3 separate regions of the Homo sapiens genome follow, and all the other regions are linked to region 3. Evidence: chromatin contacts called from ENCODE Hi-C or POLR2A ChIA-PET data. All regions are on one chromosome and are shown on one strand. The core of a region is the stretch at or near the end of the contact, and the rest is flanking DNA. Distances in the headings are between cores, read along the strand shown.

Evidence for each region. Hi-C counts contacts between places; a loop is a spot of excess contacts on that map. ChIA-PET counts read pairs that join two places held with the same protein, here RNA polymerase II (POLR2A). Pooled maps may share reads with other maps.
Region 1: a map of naive thymus-derived CD4-positive, alpha-beta T cell shows a loop between it and region 3 (11-fold over the local background). The contact joins the promoter of ZEB1 here to the promoter of CREM in region 3. A Hi-C loop is called at or near these places in 1 of 168 maps with a recorded cell type or tissue (naive thymus-derived CD4-positive, alpha-beta T cell) and 8 of 50 pooled maps. POLR2A ChIA-PET finds 5 or more read pairs at or near these places in 1 of 52 experiments (activated naive CD4-positive, alpha-beta T cell).
Region 2: a pooled map shows a loop between it and region 3 (5-fold over the local background). The contact joins the promoter of MAP3K8 here to the promoter of CREM in region 3. A Hi-C loop is called at or near these places in 3 of 37 single-sample maps with no recorded cell type and 6 of 50 pooled maps.

Annotation. Positions count from the first base shown.
Region 1 is chr10:31,316,951-31,320,546 of GRCh38, forward strand. ZEB1 (zinc finger E-box binding homeobox 1) reads left to right here and starts at 2,266. Exons shown (of 9, transcript NM_001174096.2): 1 at 2,266-2,342. The coding sequence starts at 2,285. ZEB1-AS1 (ZEB1 antisense RNA 1) reads right to left here and starts at 2,145. Exons shown (of 3, transcript NR_148979.1): 1 at 1,946-2,145. RefSeq lists silencers at 1,461-1,520, 2,261-2,710, 2,751-2,840.
Region 2 is chr10:30,432,391-30,435,709 of GRCh38, forward strand. MAP3K8 (mitogen-activated protein kinase kinase kinase 8) reads left to right here and starts at 1,794. Exons shown (of 9, transcript NM_005204.4): 1 at 1,794-1,988. RefSeq lists enhancers at 1-662, 1,334-1,473, 2,194-2,293, 2,584-2,633, 2,758-3,295 and 1 more and a silencer at 1,514-1,753.
Region 3 is chr10:35,125,444-35,128,922 of GRCh38, forward strand. CREM (cAMP responsive element modulator) reads left to right here and starts at 1,403. Exons shown (of 8, transcript NM_183011.2): 1 at 1,403-1,750. It also overlaps a transcript of CUL2 not described here. RefSeq lists silencers at 1,291-1,810, 1,871-2,010 and an enhancer at 2,371-2,440.

The sequences.
Region 1 (3,596 bases), core at 1,016-3,515, 3.8 Mb before region 3:
ATCTACTATTGGCTACGTACTCCACTAGGTGTTGAGGACATAGAAATAAGAAAAAAAAGTTACCTGAAAAGGTACTTGTCCACAGTTTGGCCCAAACTAACTAAACCAGAAACCACTAAAGTAAGGAAGAAAATGACTTCTGTTTGTCTCTTCACTTCATCTCTCTATGAGGTGAGGATGAACACTGAAGGAAGCTTAGCAGGGAGGTACAGGCCAGAAAGAGAACATGAGAAAATGCTATTTGTAATACCTCCTAAGTTTAAGAGTAGGTAAAATGTGTGATAGAGCTGGAAAGTTTTTTTTTCCTTTCTGGTCAGAAATCAGGGTAGCTGTAAAAATGTTGGTGGGGTGGGGTCAATTCCATAGTCTATGACCTGATTCGGTAGGCGACTGAAAAACATTGTACAACTCTTAAAAAAAGGGAGGAAGAACTCACACTTAACCAAGCAAAGCAAGGACACCGTGTTGACATACACAAGTTTCGGTTAACATGGTATCAAGGAAAGCGAGGACTGCCTGTACTTAAAATGATCATTAAGACTAATGATTCTAGTTTTGGCATTGAGGATGAATGCAGATATATAGACATAATGTATAGCAAAGAATATTTACAGTCACATTTCATGGACCAATAAATAACGCATTTACTTCTCAAAATGCCCAAGAAAATGTGGGAGAGAAAATGTTCATTTATATTCAAGATTAAACTTTCTAACTTTAAATCATCAGACTTCAGCTGTAAATTTATTTCAGTTGAAAGGTTTGAAGACATTATTAATGAATATTCTAAAATTCCGGAAGGTGTTTAAAAGATAATTTTAACCTAATAAAAAAATCCTGCCATAGAAGTGACAAAAATTATAAGCATAAATTTATTGAGCACCTACTATGTGTCATTGTGCTAGGTGATGTACTACGTTATTTCCAATACTCCGGTCACGTTTCAGTTTTCTCAATTTCTCTATCAATAACTGCTACATTGTTAATTTATAACTATATTACTTGAAATACAGCTCAGCTTATTTATTCCATAAAGTTGGTCCCAAAGACGTTTCCTTATTCGAAGGAGGTGGGAAGCAGGAAGGAAACCTAAATCTAAATTCTACTTAATACTGAAGACGACTTTCTTGATATTTGTGGTTATCTGTATGGTCTTTTCAGAAATCCCAAAACTTGTACCAAGTCAAGGATAAAATAAGATAAAATCAGCAATCTATCAGGTTCAGAGATCACATCTGTCAGCCGATGCTTCTTGCCTTAAGGTCCTGCACGGCGATGACCGCTCATTTAGGAAGGAATTCATGGCCTGTGGATACCTTAGCTCTGAGTCCTGCCACCTAGGATCCCACGGTTCTACGCGAGGAAGAGGGCGGGGAGCGCGGACCGGGTGTGGGAGGCCGAGGTGACAGCAGGTGAGGGCCGGGTGCGGATGGGGAAGTGAGACAAGCACCGTGTGGGTATTACTCATTCCGCTCTACTAAGGAGGCTGCTGGCAAGCGGAACTTCTAGCCTCTCTTTCAATCCAGCTGAAGTTCAATCTCATTGAAGTCACTTCCCATCCCGGTTCGCTTGGGGGGAAACCAGGCGTCCCTGGAAGGGAAGGGAAGGGAGTCCGGGCTGCGCGGGTCAGGTAGCCTCTCTCCGGTCGCCGCGTGTCCTCGCCGTCCCCAAACCTGCCCTTCCCCTCATCAAGGGAACTCCCCGGGGAGTCCAGACCGCGATCCCTTTCCTTGGCCCCGGGGTGCGGGGGGCGGACACGCGAGGCGTGGGACTGATGGTAGCCCTGCCTCCAGGAAGCAGGCAGGCGGGGACCTCTGGGCGCTCGGAGGGGCAGCTCCGAGGGCACAGGGTACAGGGAGAATCAGCCAGATCCCTCCCTGCCCCGGGCAGCCGCGGCGGGTGTGGCCAGCGCGGAGGCAGGACGCCGCCGAGCCTCCAACTTTACCTTTCCAACTCCGACAGCCCGTCGCCTTTCTGACCGCGTCCCTACGGTTTCCCGGCATCCGCCTCCCTCTCCCCACCACACCTGAGGAAAACTTTTCCCTCGCCCCTCAATTCAAATTCAGCAGTGCCCACGGTTGCCGCAAACCGCCCGGTCCCTAGCAACAAGGTTCCGGCCGTAGAGCGAGAGCCTCTAGGTGTAAGGAAGGTGATGTCGTAAAGCCGGGAGTGTCGTAAACCAGGTGCGGTGGGGAGGGGGGAGGGGTGGAGGCGGAGGGGTGGGGGGGAAGGGGGAGGGAGGGGGAGGAGGTGACTCGAGCATTTAGACACAAGCGAGAGGATCATGGCGGATGGCCCCAGGTGTAAGCGCAGAAAGCAGGCGAACCCGCGGCGCAATAACGGTGAGTGGCGGAGGGGACCGGGGAGCGGCGGAGTCAGGGGGAGCTGGGCAGCCGGGGCGCCCCCGGGGGTGAGGGGGGCGAGCCGGGCTGGGGGCAGCCGGGGCAGGGACGGCAAAGTGGAGTGGGAAAGTAGAAAGTAGTGCTCTCTGCCCCCCTCCGCTGCCGCCGCTGCCGGAGCCGCGCCGCGGCCGCTCGCTCTCCCTGAACCGTTATGTCTCTTACCTGGTCTCTCTCCGCCTAGCGGCTCCCGCCGCCCCTGCCGCCTCCCTGGACCGTTAGCCGGCGCCGACGCCGCCGCATCCCCGGCGCAGGGCGGGCGGCCGGGACGCACTGGCCACTTTTCTGGTCCCGGGTGGAGCGGCTGTTGCTTCTTTCCGCACTTTTCCCCACTCTTGTGCCCTTCGGCGCCTCCCTCTCCCCCTCCTCCTGGCCCCCTCAGCGCGATTCTCCCTCAGCGCCCAGGCCCCCGGGAGCCGCGGAACAAACTTGTGCCCGGCGCTGACCGTGCAAAGTGGCTTCCGCGCGCCGCGGCCCCGGCCGGCGCCGTCGCTGTCGCTCGGGCCCCGCGACTCGGGCCGGGCTGTGGGCGCGCGGCAGGCGGGCTGCGGCGGCGGCGGGACGGGGCGGCCGCGGGTTGCGTGGGGTTTGTGCGCGCGTGTGCGCGGGCGCCGGCTGTGCGCGCCGCGGGCGGACAGGGTTCGGCCGGCGGCGGTAAAGTTGGGACCCGCGGGCCGGGCGCGCTCGCGTAACGGGGATTAGAGGCGCGGGGGCGCGGGTCCCTAAGCGCCCCTCCTCCCTGGCGCCTCCCGCTGCCCGGCCCAGAGCCCCGGCCTGGGGACTCCGCGGCGAGCCCCGCGAGTGGGGTCCACGTTTGGCGGGGCGCGGCGGGGCGGCGCGGGGAACAAGGCAGGAAAGGTACCCACTTAACGCCGCCGGGAGCCGCGCGGATGGGGGCGAGCTGGGCGGCGGGTGTGTTTGCGGAGTTGTTACCTGGGCTTAGAGACCGGGAAGCACCACAGACAGATCCCCCTCCCGGGGCAGACGAGGTCTCTGCGCCGGGATGGGCCGGTGTGCGTGCGCCTCGCGCTTTTCTCTTTCGGTTTTTGGGGAAGTTGTTACCTGGGCCGGACGCACGGAGCGCTGAAGCCGGATAATGGGGCTTGGATGGCGCTCTGGGTCTCGGGTGGAAGGAGGGTGGGGGAGGGGGCGGACGGACCGACGGACGCGCGGGGCTGCTACTTGCACCGCAGCTGC
Region 2 (3,319 bases), core at 544-3,043, 4.7 Mb before region 3:
CCGGGCGTGGTGGCGCATGCCTGTAATCCCAGCTACTCGGGAGGCTGAGGCAGGAGAATCGCTTGAACCAGGGAGGCGGAGGTTGTGGTGAGCCCAGATCGCTCCATTGCACCCCAGCCTGGGCAACAAGAACGAAACTCAGTCTCAAAAATTTTTTTGTTTTATTTTATTTTTTAAATTTGAGACAAGGCCTCGCTCTGTCGCCCAGGCTGGAGTGCCATGGCGCAATCATAGCTCACGGCAGACTCGAACTGCTGGGCTCAAGGGATCCCCCTACCTCAGCTTCCGAGGAGCTAGGATGACACGCGTGAGCCACCATGCCTGGCTAATTTTTAGATTTTTTGTAGAGACGGGGTAGCTATGTTGCCCAGGCTGGTCTCCAACTCCTGACCTCAAGTGATCCTCCCGCCTCGGCCTCCAAAGCGCTGGGATTACAGGCGTGCGCAACCGCGCGGAGGCAATCTAGAAACTGCAGAGGGAGCACGGACCTGGGCACTGGGAAGAATAGGGCGTGGACTTGGAGTGTGACCGCGTTTGAATCTGGGTTGTGCCTGGGACACCCCACCTCCTGGGCCGTAGGTGGGGGGGGAGAGAGAGAGAGAGAGAGAGAGAGAGAGAGGATGTCGACCTTACATGGCTCCTAGCTCTCCGCGCTCTAGCCGAATGCCTGGTTCCTAGTGGGTGCTTGATACGTGGGAAATGTAGGGGGAGGGGGTGGCGGGGCATTGGGAATGTCCCGCAGAGTGGATTTCGGGAGAGTGGCGCTTTTCTCTAGAACTCTCTTCCGGTTACACCTGGAGTAAAAGCTTGACACTCTAGAAGGAAAACCCCAGATGAGCAGCTAGGACTGAGGGTTAGCGGTAGGCGGGAGCGGGGAGATAGTACAAGTACGCTTCCTAATGAGGCGGTGCCGCAAAATAACCAATTTTAATAAAGACTGCAGAGAAGAAAACCAGGTTCTGCTGGCGGAGTGCACAGGCTCCCAGCCGAGCGCCCAACAACCAGGTTCCGGGCCCACCCTGCCGCAGCCTCTTGGAAATCTCTAAGTTGGAATGTGTGCGTGCGCACCACGGGTCACTGCCCTCTTTGTGTGTGAATTTGAAGCGAAATCTGGGCGAGGCGGGGCCGTGCTACTAGCAATCGGACCCACAGTCGCGGTTCCAAGAAGCCCCGAAGCTTCCCCGGCTTCCCGCAGCACTGCTGGGAGGGCACACGGCGCCTCTGTCCCCACCCCAGAGCGTGGGGCGCGCGGAAAAAGGTCTGGTGACTGCCCTCCCCGCCGCCCCCCGGGAGCGTGCCCTCCCGCCGGACCCTGGGACTCCAGAGAAGCGCCGAGGGCGCGAGTACACTAAGATATACGACCTTCCCTGGGGACCGGGAAGGGCACAACCACCTCTTGCAACTCCGCCACTAAGACGCCTTGGGTCACCAGGCCCGGGGGAAAACTCGTCCCCGTCCCAGGCTCTCGATTCGGGCCGCAGCTCACGTCCCGCGCTCCTCCCTGCGCGCCGCTCTGCTCCTCCCTAGTCCCGCCTCCAGCTCCGCCCGGGCGCCCAGAGGGCAAATGAGGGGCGGCGGGGTGGCGGGTGGGGGGGAGACGCGGAATTTCCCAGCGCGGGGGCTCTGGCTTACCCTGCAACCGGGCAGTCTCTTTCTGTTTACGGAGAGAAAGGGGAAATGGAAAAGTCGGGGAGGCGGTGGCTGGCGTCCGCTGCGCCGCCCCTGGGCAGGCTCAGACGCCGTGAGTCAGGGGCAGAGCAGGGCGGTCTGAGCGTGCGGGCGACGCGGGTCTCACTCGTCCGCTCCGCTCTGGACTGCGCGCCACGCTCTGGGGTCCGGCGCCCTGGTTCCTGCTTCTGCCGCTGCCGCCGCCGGATCCCAGTGGCCCGGCGTGCTCGGCTCCCACAGGCCTGCAGCCAGCATCGCACCGAACCTTCGGGGGGCCGCGGCTGGAGCGCTCGGCCGGCGTGGGAGCGCCAAGGCCGCAGGTAATCCAGGGTTGGGGGTCTCCGGCGTGTCTTTCGGGTCGCGTCCCGCCTGGGTGCCCCGGGGATTCCCATGCAGAAATGGAGGGTGCCCCCAGCAGAGGGGAAAACTCTGGCGTGGGAAGAGGTGGGGGCGTGCCCACAGCTGCGCTCGCGGGTCGCCGGCTGCACCAGGCACAGCTGGAAAGCACCTTGCGCAAGGGTCTCACGGGGTGCAGACTCGCGACTCCTCCCCCTTCCTCCTCCTTCCCGTATCCGCAGCGCCAGGGCAGTGCTGGTCTGGGCAGTGCGCGGGGAAGCGGGGACCCGCTGTCACTGCGCCTCCCGCTGCCGACGCCGCCTGGACGGCCGCACTCTCCCTGCCCGAGACCCGGTGAGTGCAGCTCGGAGGCTGGAGGACCCGATCCTCCCAAATGCTGGGTGCTTTGATAATTTATAAGCCTTTTAGGCTCCCTTGACTTAGAGAACCAGGAGGAAAGGAGTGGGAGTGTGGGTTGGCGGAGCCCAGAGACTTGTGAATGGCTGGAACTAAATTCAAGTTTGTAACCCGGACTCTATCCCATGACTAAAGAGGTCATAGCAGAACACGAAGGCTGGGCTTTTGGTCTAAGAAAGAATACTAGGAGAAAAAAAAAGTTATTTTCACGGAAGTTGTTTTCGAGCGATAGTGCATGATCAGGACTCTGAAATTTTTCTAGCTCTGGGCGGAGAAGGACGCCTAGGGATTGTCTCCATAGTTAACAGGGGAAGGCCACCGGCTGCCTGTAAGAGAGAAACGTTGCGATGCTTGTCTATTTCACTTTTGGGAAGACAAGATTAAAGGCTGCTCTTGATAAAAAACAGGGACAGAAAGGCTCTTGCAGTTGCTTTACATACCTGTGGCCTGAGTCGTTTGTGCCAAGGAGAGTGTAATCCACTTCCAGCTGACGCCCCCAGCTCTCTGCGACGGATTGAGGTTTGTGTGCAGGACGTCTGGCATACGGCCCATGAGGACTTTGTCGTGTAAAGCAAATGGGAACGTTGAGGCATGTAGAGGTTTTGAAGCAGAGTGTCGGTCCTTCCTTCCATACGCCTGAAACGCATAATCCGGGGCTTTTTGAGAGCAAAAACATAGTCAGAAATGTGCCCTGAGGGAGAATGTACTATTTTGGCACACATATGTATATATGTATATATAATTTTTAAATTTTTTTTGAGAGGGGGTTTCACTCTTGTCGCCCAGGCTGGAGCGCAATGGCGCGATCTCGGCTCACTGCAACCTCCACCTCCCGGGTTCAAGCGATTCTCTTGCCTCAGCCTCCCGAGTAGCTGGGATTACAGGCGCCCGCCGCCAC
Region 3 (3,479 bases), core at 153-2,652:
TACAGAGACAATTGTTGTGGATACATTCCCTTTGACCTACGAAAATTAGATTTGAACAAAGGTTCAGATTGGATTTAGATTAAGTCCTGCTCAGTGAAAATTATGAAAACACTCTGACACTACAGTAACTGATATGAAATAATAAATCCTCACTTAACATTGTCAATAGCTTCTTAGAAACTGGTTTTCAGTGAAACAACGTACAATGAAACCGATTTTTGTTATCATCAATATTATAACGAAATGAAAACAACACTGAATGAAAATTTTTTTGTGGACCTGCTGTAAGTTGTTTGGCTTAAAGCCATGATTTCTAAGAACCTATCGTTAAGTGAGGACCTACTGTACTCTATAACCATGCTGCTATTCTTTATTCCTGATATCCCATTACTTTTTTTATTTTTGAGATGGAGCCTCGCTCTGTCACCCAGACTGGAGTGCAGTGGAACGATCTCAGCTCACTGCAGCCTTGACCTCCCAGGTTCAAGCGATTCTCCTGCCTCAGCCTCCCAACTAGCTGGGACTACAGGCGTCTGCCACCACTCCTAGCTAATTTTTGTATTTTTAGTAGAGATGGGGTTTCACCATGTTGGCCAGGCTGCTCCTGACCTCAGGTGATCTGCCCATGTCTGCCTCCCAAAATGCTGGGATTACAGGCGTGAGCCCCCGGCCGACCTTTCTAATCTAAAAAAAAAAAAAGAGATGAAGTCTCACTGTGTTCCCTAGGCTGGTCTCCTGGGCTCAAGCGATCCTCCCACCTTGGCCTCCCGAAGTGTTGGGATTACAGGCCCGAGCCAGCGGGCCCAGCATGCGGACCATTTCCAGTCAAATACTGGGATAAACTGCAATAAATGACCCTAAGAAGCAGGTGAATTGTCTCAGGAGCTCAAGCTTCTTTTGGAGAAGGACTCAACCAGCTGTGACTGGCTGTGAATATGGAGGAAAAGGGCCACTAGTCAAGGTATGTAGATAGCTTTTAGAAGTCAGAAGAAGCACGCCTGCAGTCCCAGCTACTCAGGAGGCTGAGGCCGGAGGATCGCTTGAGCCTGGGGAGATAGAGGTTGCAGAGAGCCGAGACCACGCCACTGCAGCCCAGCCTGGACAGAGGTGAGACGCTCGCGGACCTTAGCTTGGGGTTGGCGGCGTTAGGAAGAAACCGACCTCGAGACCCTGAAGACCTGACAACAGCCGTTACTCTGGCTGACAAGTCATTGGATTTCTGGCGCACGCGCGGCGCGGCACGGGCAGCTTCCGGTTTCCAGCCTTGCCCCCGCCCCTACCTTCCGCCCCACCTCCAGGCTAGTTCCTCCTCTTGGCCCCGCCCCCTGACCTTCCTTCTCCCTATCCCTAGGCCCCGCCCCCTGACCCGCACCTTCCCGCCGCCCCTCCCCGGTTCCATTTCATTGTTGGATTGTGGCGCTTCACTCCTGCTGGCGGCCGGCAGGGGGCGGAGTTCGAGCCTGGATTTTTTTCCTCGGGGCCTCCCCCGGGAGGCCGTCCCGGCGTGGGGGAGGGGAGGACGGGGCGGGAGGACGCGGTTCGGTCGGCTGCAGCGCTACTTTTGGTCCGGGGTCGGCAGGGAGGCCGCGGCTACCGCATCACAGCTGACGTGAGGACTACGTGGGGCCGCTGCCGGCTCCGGGTTGCTGGGCGGCGGCGCCGCTGCTGAGCGGCGGTCGGGCTCGCCGTCTCCACCTCCTCGCGTCCGTAATCAGTGACGAGGTCCGCTACGTAAATCCCTTTGCGGCGGGTAAGTGGTGCGTCGGCTCCGGCCCCGAGACCCAGCAGCGGGCGACGCGGCGCAGGAGGTGGAGGTGGAGGCAGGAGGCGGAGCGGAGCCGGGTGCGGTGGAGCAGCAGAGGCCGAGCGGAGCCGTGGGCGGCGGGCCGGGACCCCGGGGCCGGGCCAAGGACTGGCGGGGCAGCCGCGAGTTCACCTGACGCGGCCCCTCGCTCGGCGCCCCCGAGGCCGCCGGCTCGCCGCCCCACGCCCGCTTCGTGCGCTCAGCTGCCCCGGGACCCGCCTGCCTCCTCGCGAACTTGGGACGAGTTGGAAAATCCTCCCTGAGAGAGCCGTGCGGCTCAGGGGAGCGGTTTAACTCGGAAAAGGAAAAGGAATCCAGAAGTAAGGACCTCGGATTTGAGTGCCCCCAGCGCCTCTGCCCCACTTTACGAGCGCAGTTTAGACGAAAGCGGACGCAGCCCGTTTTCCCCCAAAACCTGGGCCGGAGGGCCTCGCAGCTGAGTCATTCGGTCCCGGGCGCGGGCAGTCTCCGGAGTGGGAAGGGCAGAGCCGCGACCGCTCTCGGAAGGCGCATTTTCCCTTCTGCCTGAGTCTTGCCTTTTTAGGGCCATCTGGTAAGGTTTCCAGAGCCTGTTGAATCTGGGGAATAAACACATTATTAAACATACTTTTTTTTTTTGAGACGGAGTCTTGCTGTTACCCAGGCTGGAATGCAGGGGCATGATCTCGGCTCACTGCAGCCTCTGCCTCCTGGGTTCAAGCGATTCTCTTGCCTCAGCCTCCCGAGTAGCTGGGATTACAGGCATGCGCCACCACGCCTGCTAATTTTTGTATTTTTAGTAGAGATGGGGTTTTACCATGTTGGTCAGGCTGGTCTCGAACTCCTGACCTTCCACCCACCTCGGCCTCCCAAAGTGCTGGGATTACAGGCGTGAGCCGCCGCGCCTGGCCTCAGCATGTTTCTTGATCCTGTTGCGTTTTATTTGTATATCAGATACCTGAGTTTGAAATCACTTAGGGGTTTCCTGCATGCTGCTCAGTGAAGCAGCGGTGAGTTTGTAATCACATTTTAAGAAATTGGGACTTACAGGGCCAGTCTCAAAGTGTCACTGAAATTGAAAGAGCTCCTTTAACACTGTGGCTTACGTACGTGACTCAGTTTCCTTTCTACTTAATTTGCCGGGCAGATGAGGGTGTACCTTTCCCTTGAAACAAAGATCTAGATTGAACAGTGAGAGGTCCGCTGTGAACATTGCATCAGATTACATGAATAAACCACGCTGTTTTTTATTTGTTGTTTTTTTGTTTTTTGCTTTGAGCGCCACGTTTTTTTCCTAGTCTTTTTTTTTTTTTTTTTGAGACGGGGTCTCGCTCTGTCGCCCAGGCTGGAGTGCAGTGGTCCGCTCTCAGCTCACTGCAAGCTCCGCCTCCTGGGTTCACGCCATTCTCCTGCCTCAGCCTCCTGAGTAGCTGGGACTACAGGCGCCCGCCACCACGCCTGGCTAATTTTTTGTATTTTTAGTAGAAACGGGGTTTCACAGTGTTAGCCAGGATGGTCTCGATCTCCTGACCTCGTGATCCGCCCGCGTCGGCCTCCCAAAGTGCTGGGATTACAGGCATGAGCCACCGCTCCCGGCCTTTTTTTCCTAGTCTTGATTCTTTTTTTGGATAAACTTTCCCTTCCTAAGTCATAGTAGTCTTAAAGTCTTTCAATCTAAAGTAATTTTTTTCCCAAA